2 separate regions of the Homo sapiens genome follow, and region 2 is linked to region 1. Evidence: chromatin contacts called from ENCODE Hi-C or POLR2A ChIA-PET data. All regions are on one chromosome and are shown on one strand. The core of a region is the stretch at or near the end of the contact, and the rest is flanking DNA. Distances in the headings are between cores, read along the strand shown. Region 1 has its middle 190 kb from the start of LINC02817. Region 2 overlaps LINC01655 (long intergenic non-protein coding RNA 1655).

Region 1 (3,872 bases), core at 1,357-3,856:
AGTGGAAGGAAAAATAGGCTTCTTGTTGAAGGAAGTAATCATTTAATGTCTCCTTAGACAGTATTTCTGATTTCACTTTAAATTTCAAGTGTCCTGAAAGTTCCCGAAATGAGCCATGCTGTTTTGTTGTTGTTGTTCCTTTTCTCTTTCTTTCTTTCTTTCTTTCTTTCTTTCTTTCTTTCTTTCTTTCTCTCTCTCTCTCTCTCTCTCTCTCTCTCTCTCTCTCTCTCTCTCTCTCTCTCTCTCTCTTTCTTTCTTTCTTTCTTTCTTTCTTTCTTTCTTTCTTTCTTTCTTTGAGATGGAGTTTCGCTCTTTTTGCCCAGGCTGGAGTGCAATGGCGCAATCTCGGCTCACCACGAGCTCCGCCTCCCGGGTTCAATTAATTCTCCTGCCTCAGCCTCCCGGGTAGCTGGGATTACAGGGATGCACCACCACCCTGGCTAATTTTGTATTTTTAGTAGAGATGGGGTTTCTCCATGTTGGTCAGGCTGATCTTGAATTCCTGACCTCAGGTGATCCACCCGCTTCGGCCTCTCAAAGTGCCAGGATTACAGGTGTGAGCCACTGCGCCCAGCTGCTGTTGTTCCTTTTCTTTGTCCTGGAGCCAAAATCCCTGTATCAAAGTGATTAGCTATCATGGAACTATATAATCTTAAGATTGGATCTTAGATCTGTTCTTAGATGACATCATAAGTACAGGGCACTAGGAAAAGATCACTTACACCAGAAATGGGTTACTTGATGTTTTATTTCTCCAAAATGGATGGACTGTCACATTAATATAAGCAGATACCAGTTGTCTATTGAAAGACAATTTTCCATGGATGTCTTATATTTCTACATGTAGTACAAGTAAGGCTCCAACTACCTTTTTCCCCCCTGGACTATCTTTTCAAGGATATTTGTAACAGCCTTGGAAGATGGAGGTAGTATTTTCCTCAAGAAAAAAGAACAGATTTGCTATAGCCTGGGATGGGAGAGATAGTCTGTCCCACTGCTACAAAAGGTAAATGTGCTTATTGCCCATTATGAAAGATTCTTTTTAATAAACTCAATATTTTTCTTCTGTAATGTAACCCACTACATAGGCAGACATCATCTGGCTCTCTGGGCCTCACCTTGTGGGAACCAGAGCTTGAGGAACCATCACAACAAGCTTGTAATCTGTACAATCTGTCCACTGCTGTTGCAACGAATAATCTGTTCTTCTTCTCTGAGCCAGGAGTTTTGTGAATTCAACCATGTCTCATGAAACTGTGGCAGTCTAACTTATTAGCTTGCAAGCAGAGTAAAAACAAGTCTTAGAAATGACCCCATTATCTTACGTAAACTGCAATGTAAATGGACCCTGTTAGACATAAAACATCTATTTGACAATTATTAATGCCGAAGAGTGTAAGGGAAGAGGCAGCTCATCAGGTTGGGCTACCTGGCTCTGGTCCAGCTTTGCCCTAGATCCTGGGATGGGAAATCGCAGCCCATGAGCCAAATCCAGCCTGTAGCCAGTTTCTTTACAGCTAGACTAAAAAATATTTTTACATTTTTAAAGAGTTGTAACATAACCAAACAAAGAATATGTGGTAGTGACCACAAGTGGCTTGTAAAGCCTAAAACATCAGACCTTTACAAAAAAGGAAATGTTTGCCAATTCCTGTACTAGAAACCTATAGCCTTTTCTTGGAGATCACAGAACTAGAAAAAAATACTGGTTGCATAATTTCCAGAAATTGTGCCTGTAATTCTAGCATGGCTTTGAGCAAAGATGAGCTCATTCTACCTCTCTCAAGCCGATGCTCAGGAGGCCATGAAAAATAATCCACAAGACTGATACGGTTTGGATCTGTGTCACCAACAAATCTCATGTTGAATTGTAACCCTCAATGTTGGAAGCAGGGCTTGGTGGGAGGTGATTGGCTCATAGGGGTGGTTTTTCATGAATGGTTTAGCAACATCTCCCTTGGTACTGTCCTCAGGTTACTGAGTGAGTTCTCATGAGATCTGGTTGTTTAAAAGTGTGTGGCACCTCCTCCATCTCTCTCTCTCTCTCTCTCGCCCCTGCTCCTGCCATGTAAGTTGTATCTGCTCCTCCTTTGCCTTCTGCCATAAATTTAAGTTTCCTGAGGCCTCCCCAGAAGCCGAGCAGATGCCAGCATCATGCTTTCTGTGCAGCCTGAAGAACTGTGAGCCAATTAAATCTCTTCTCTTTATACATTGTCCAGTCTCAGGTATTTCTTTATAGCAATGTAAGAATGCACTAATACAAAGACCCACGGAGATGCAGTGAAGGGGGCTGGGAGACTGGGCTCAGGGTCTAACAACCACAAAGATGGAGGACAAAGACTACCCCCAACTTTGTGTGTGTGCCTGAGCAGACAGGGCACTCCTCCTGATTGACATGAGCTGGAAGGTTGTATCTGGCTTAGAACATTGGTCAGTGGGTGCCATCACTAATAAATGGGTCTTCCTTTCTACCTCAATCACTAAAAATTGGCTTTCTTTAAATTAAATGAGGGAGATACGATGATTCATGTAACACCAGGGCAACATCTGTCTTGTACAACAGGAAGCGCTGCCACACCTCGCAAGAGAAACTGTGAACTTAAGGGGAAAATAGCCCCATCTTGCTACAAAATGAAACCATCACTAACACATAAAACAGCTGATACATTGACTCATACCCTCCATGTGGCCTTCCACTGACCAGGATATCAAATCTAGGCAAGGATCAGAGTTTTATTCCCACTATATCCAGACTTTGATTACCTCTTTAATCCAGAAATAAGCCTTGCAAACACTAAGCAGTGTTAGCTTAGAGGATACACATGCATTTAGGTGAATGAAGTCTCTTTAGGGTCTCTTTCATGGCTCCATAGAGGGCCTGATGGTCCTTGGCAAATGTCCATAGCAGTTGATACAGCTCTGCCAAATGCAGTTTTTAAAAATTGTCTCACAATACTATATTGTAAATAACATGCACTGTTGTCTTCCCCGCCATGCCTTTCACACACCCTCTTCCCTAGGCCTGGAATCTTCCTGATATCCCAATATCTAATAATTGAACGCTTGTTTTTCCTATCTCAGCTCAAACAGTATAAACAGTATTTCCTTGAGGAGACTCTCCAGAATAAGTAAGGACTTCCTATTTCCTGATTCTGCCATGTGCTACACTTTTTCTTCATGACCCTAACCATGCTTATATGTTCAGTGTTTCTCTTTCCACTCCCTGGGACCAGGAACAGAGTTGTGTCTCTAGTGTGTAGCACAGTACTGGGCACATAGAAAGAACCCAGACTTTGTGGAATGAACAACCAGAGCAGGCATTTATGCACCCAAGTTACAGATGAAGACAATGAGAACAGCATGCCATAGCTAGTTATGGTCCAAAGAGAATGAGACACACATGGAGAAGGCCTGAACTCAAACTGAAAATTGGAGTCAAGCTCAACAGAGACTAGGCTGGATTACTCAACCTGGAGCTGACCCAAAATTACATGAGTTAGTATAAAAGATGGTTTATTTTAAGCCATTGACTTTTGAGATATTTCTTATACAGCATTACTGTGACAATAACTGACTGATATGGGTGGGTTCTGACAAGTGAGATATTTTGTAGAAAGTATAAAAATTCATTACAGCAGTATCTATTAATGATTAGATTGATCACGGTCAGGGAGTGAGTGTACGGTATGAACAGCATGGTTCAGAAAGATTATAACTAGCCCAAGGCCAAAATGTTGCTAAGTGGCAAGCTTGGGTTCAAACTCCAGTCTTCTGAAAATAATAAACCTTGTTCTACTTTTCCACAGATGCTCCTGTTGAATTCGGCAGCACTCTGGTGATAAAAACCTACTTCTGTGGCTGTTTCTCTGTAA
Region 2 (4,346 bases), core at 1,616-4,115, 310 kb before region 1:
CAGAGTGGGGGGAGGAGTCTCACGGCACGATTGGAACCTCTTTTGAACCCTGAATCATACAGAGAATTTGGATTGTAGGGATGGAGAGGGGAGAGCCTTCTGGTTGGGAGGAAGAATTGAAGACATTGTGAACAAAGGAGGTTGAAAATTAGGGAGAATTAGGGAGCTATTGTTTAAAGGATACTGAATTCCAGATAGGAGGAATAAGTTTAAGAGATCTATTGTACAACATGGTGGCTAACCACAATGTATTGTGTACTTGAAAATTACTGAGTAGGTTTTAAGTGTTTTTGCCACAGGAAATGATGTGTGTGAGGTAAAATGTATGTTAATTAGCTTCATTTCCCCGTTCTATAATGTATATATGTTGTACCCCATACATGTATATTGTTTTTTATTTGTCAATGAAAAAAGCAAATTAAAAATGCCAATGTTAATTTAAAAAAAAGAGTTGAAAGTCAAATGGATACCTATTTGCTTAGTGGCAACCACATCTCAGAGTAAGGTGCAGAGGTGCCCATGTGAAGATGGGCACTGGTTGAGGTAGCACCACCTGCCTACCTGATGGCAGAAAGAATATCCTTAATGACCAAAGGAAGGCCACAGAGGGAAGGTAGGCTTTGGCCATGTGAAACCAAAGAAAATGGCTGAGGTGACTCAATCAATCTAGAGATTTATTCTGCCAAGGTTGAGGACGCACCCAGGAAAAAGGAACACCTGTGATTTGTGCTTTTTCCAAAGAGGGTTTGGGGTCTTCAACGTTTAAAGGGGAAAGAGTAAGCAGTTGGGGAAAGAGGAAAGAAAAAATAAAAAGGGAAGAATACATAAAAGAGGCAAGCAATGGCATTCTTTTGAAGCTAGATCCGTGTTCACTGAATCCACATTTTAAATGTGAAAAGAGGGGACAGAGGAATAGTCAACTATGCATTGGCTCCAGCTCAATGAATCTGCATTTTTAGGTAAAATAAAGTAAACATAGAGTAAAGGAAGCATTCAAATATGTATTTGTCTCAGGTGAGCAGAGGGATGACTTCTAATCCTGTCTTTGTTCTGTACCTATGAAGATAAGCTGTTGATTTACATTATCAGGGTGAAATTCAACAGAACTCTGTTTTAGGGTAAAGATCTTGGGGTGCACAGAGAATTTTCTTGTGAGTGAATTGTGAGGGAGGGCCCCTGGGGAGGCCTGTAACCTTCTACCTTTGTAGCTATCTATTTAGGAACAAAATGAAAGGCAGTTTTGGGTGACTCAAGCTTTTTTTTTCCCCTTTGGCATAGTGAGTTTGGGGTCCTGAAATTTTATCTTCTTTTCACAGCCATAGCCTGGGAAGTAGGACCCCTTTCTTTGTACCTGCAAAACAGCTGTGGATGGCTACAAAAATGGTCTTGAAAAAATGTTGAGATAGACAAAGAAACACATGCATTCCCAATCACAGATTTCATTATTAACTCTATCTCAAGAAAGGTGCTTGAGTTTGAGGTCCCACATTCTTGGAATGGTGACTACTGGGAGCTTCACCTTAAGGGTTGAGGATGTGTTTCCTTGGCTTCCCTCAATTCCCAGATTATCAAGTTTCTTTCTTTCAGTGACTCAGTGACAAAAGTCTTTTGCCTTTCTACTTCCTTTCTAGGGAGTAATAAAGAAGAGGGGTATGAGTGGGACTCAGGGATAAATGGAGGTAGAGAGGAGGTTCAAGAGATGAACCAAAAACATCTTAAATAAAAAATGCTCCCAGCAGAGGGTCAGGGGTGGATGTGCCTGATTCTGAATGCAAGTCAAATATGCATTTGTCTCAGGTGAGCAGAGGGATGACTTCTATCTCTGTCTTTGTTCTGCACCTATGAAGATAAACTGTTGAATATAAGATGTTCCTACCTGTTCTAGGGCAAGACAAGATAGTTAAAAAAAAAAAAAAAGAGGTGATGGTAGATGCTACCCCAAATGGAAAGGTGAGGGGTTATTGATGGCACACACCAAATTTAGTAAGCTCACTTATGACACCCAGTAAGGACTGTTTCATTGCATGAAGCACTTTTTGTGCAGGTGTAGGGACAGATCAGAAGATTCTGGAAAAGGCAGATCACCAAAGAACTCAAGATGTACTGATATTTTGCCAGTTTCCTTCATCAACAACTTGTCTTCTTTACCAACTAAGGGCAAACAAAGAGAACAAACTAAAAAAAAAAAAAAAAGAAAAGAAAAGAATTAAATAATTAAACAAAGAACTTAAATAAGAAGGTAAGACCCCCCCCCCAAATCTCCCAAGATAGTGAGAAATGTATTTGCGTCATGTCTGCCTAACAATGAGCTATTATTAGGATGGTAGAAAATAGCAGCAAGTAAGGACTACAGATTTCACCCAGAGGCAGAGCAGACAAAAGAGACAACAGTTTCCTGGGAAAGGAAGATGATTCCAGTTTAATTCATCCAACAAAACTCTTCCAAGAATGAGACCAGAAACCCTAACTGCATCTTGGAGGGAGCTGGAGGCTTTCCCATCACAATGAGGCCAACTGCTACCATGGGTGCCAGTGCCAGAGCCACTGTCTGCAGGCACTATCATGTCTGTGTGGGCCAAGGAGCAATCTAAATTAAGATGATCATCTAGGTCCTCAGGCCCTCAGGGTGAGTACATATTGCAGCAGTTTCAGCCTGTTTCATGCCCTCCATCTGCAGATCTACAATGTCTATAGCCAGATTCACTGACCCCCAACCCCTCAACTTCAGATCTCAATCCCCAGAACAATGTGGGCTTAAGACAGGAAATATTGAAGCGGGTTTAGCACTTCCTCCTCCTCCCCCAACAGCAGTGGCATCCTGGTGTTGAGTCATTCTCCAGATTAGGTTGAACCAGCTGACCACTGGGCTCCCTGTGTGTCACCTGAGTCACCCTCACTCTTGATTTGGCCTAGGGGTCCTCAGTGGGCTTCCGCCCCCACCCCTGGGTTGCAACTCTCTAGTCGAATAACATTCCCACTGTAATTACAAAACTCCTATACCCAAACTTCTTCCTGGGAAACACTGAAGAGTGTTGCACTTTTCCTTCTTTCTTTCTCTCTTTCTTCCTTCCTCCCTCCCTCCCTCTCTTTTCTTTCTTTCTTTCTTTCTTTCTTTCTTTCTTTCTTTCTTTCTTTCTTTCTTTCTTTCTTTCTTTCTTTCCTTCTTTCTTTCTTTCTCTTTCTTTCTCTCTCTCTCTTTCTTTCTTTTCCTTTTTCCTTCCTTCCTTCCTTCTTTCTTTCTTTCTTCCTTTCTTTCTTTCTTTCTTTCTTTTCTTTCTTTCTCTTTCTTTCTTCTTTCTTTCTTTCCTTCAAAATGGAGTTTCACTCTGTCACCCAGGCTTGAGTGCAATGGCGCCATCTCGGCTCACTGCAACCTCTGCCTCCCAGGTTGAAGCGATTCTCCTGCCTCAGCCTCCTGAGTAGCTGGGATTACAGACGTGCACCACCATGCTCAGCTAATTTTTGTATTTTTAGTAGAGACAGGGTTTCACCATGTTGGTCAGTCTGGTCTCGAACTCTTGACCTCGTGATCCACCCACCTCGGCCTCCCAAAGTGCTGGGATTACAGGCATGAGCCACCGCGCCCAGCCATGAGTTGCACTTTTCGACCTTGGTTCTCATCTCATCCTTGGTTCAACCATCTTGTCTTGCTCTTGATTTTCCTGAAATGGGAGAGTTCCCTGACCCCCCTCACAGAACATGCAACAGGGGTGTGGCTTGTCTGTTCAGCTGCCTTACCTCCCTTATAGGAGTGGGAGCATGCAGACGGGCAGGTGCAAGAGCCAGGACAAGCACTTTTGGGCTCAGGCTCCATGGTAGCATCTAGGGGTGGGTGCCTGCAACTCCCAAAGCCCAGGTGGGTGTGTTACAGTGCTCTTTTAGCTCTGCTGTCTGCAGATGGCTTAAGTGTTAACCAGCTCAGTGCCCTCTTGGTACCTGAGTCCTTGTTCAGTATCCAGGACGAATTAGGTCACATGGACGAATTGAAGGTTGGCAAATGCAGGGGACTTTGTTGTCAGATGGAGATGGCTCTCAGCTGGAGGGATGGGGAGCTGAAGAGGGGATGAAGTAGGAAGAATGATCTTCACCTGGAGTTTGGCTGTCCTGCAGCCAGTCTCCTCTCCAACCATCCCCAGATGAACTCCTCTTGATGTTCAGATATTCCTTCTTTTCTCTCCTTCTCTGCCAGGCCCACTTTTCTGCCTCTGCTCATCTACTTGTGGAGCATGGGATTTGGGGTTTATATGGGTATGAGATAGTGGGGCATGGTGGGCCAGAAGGCAACATTTGGGTGCAAAAAGAGAAATGCCTGTTTCTATTTAGGGCCATGGGTTTCCAGGCTTGAG

Evidence for each region. Hi-C counts contacts between places; a loop is a spot of excess contacts on that map. ChIA-PET counts read pairs that join two places held with the same protein, here RNA polymerase II (POLR2A).
Region 2: a loop to region 1 is called in a map of natural killer cell, with 4 times the contacts of the local background. The contact joins two enhancer-like sites. A Hi-C loop is called at or near these places in 1 of 168 maps with a recorded cell type or tissue (natural killer cell). POLR2A ChIA-PET finds 5 or more read pairs at or near these places in 3 of 52 experiments (H1, OCI-LY7 and activated CD4-positive, alpha-beta T cell).

The regions. Positions count from the first base shown.
Region 1 is chr1:221,520,610-221,524,481 of GRCh38, reverse strand. No RefSeq gene overlaps it. Among named protein-coding and RNA genes, the nearest start is that of LINC02817, 190 kb to the right of the region's middle. Within about 2 kb of position 2,606, at least 2 of the 41 ENCODE cell types and tissues checked have a DNase peak (open chromatin) inside an H3K27ac peak, as active enhancers do; they include natural killer cell, where a contact is called at or near this core.
Region 2 is chr1:221,825,455-221,829,800 of GRCh38, reverse strand. It overlaps LINC01655 (long intergenic non-protein coding RNA 1655), which reads left to right. Exons shown (of 4, transcript NR_125989.1): 4 at 2,045-2,135. Among named protein-coding and RNA genes, the nearest start is that of LINC01655, 13 kb to the left of the region's middle. Within about 2 kb of position 2,865, at least 8 of the 41 ENCODE cell types and tissues checked have a DNase peak (open chromatin) inside an H3K27ac peak, as active enhancers do; they include natural killer cell, where a contact is called at or near this core.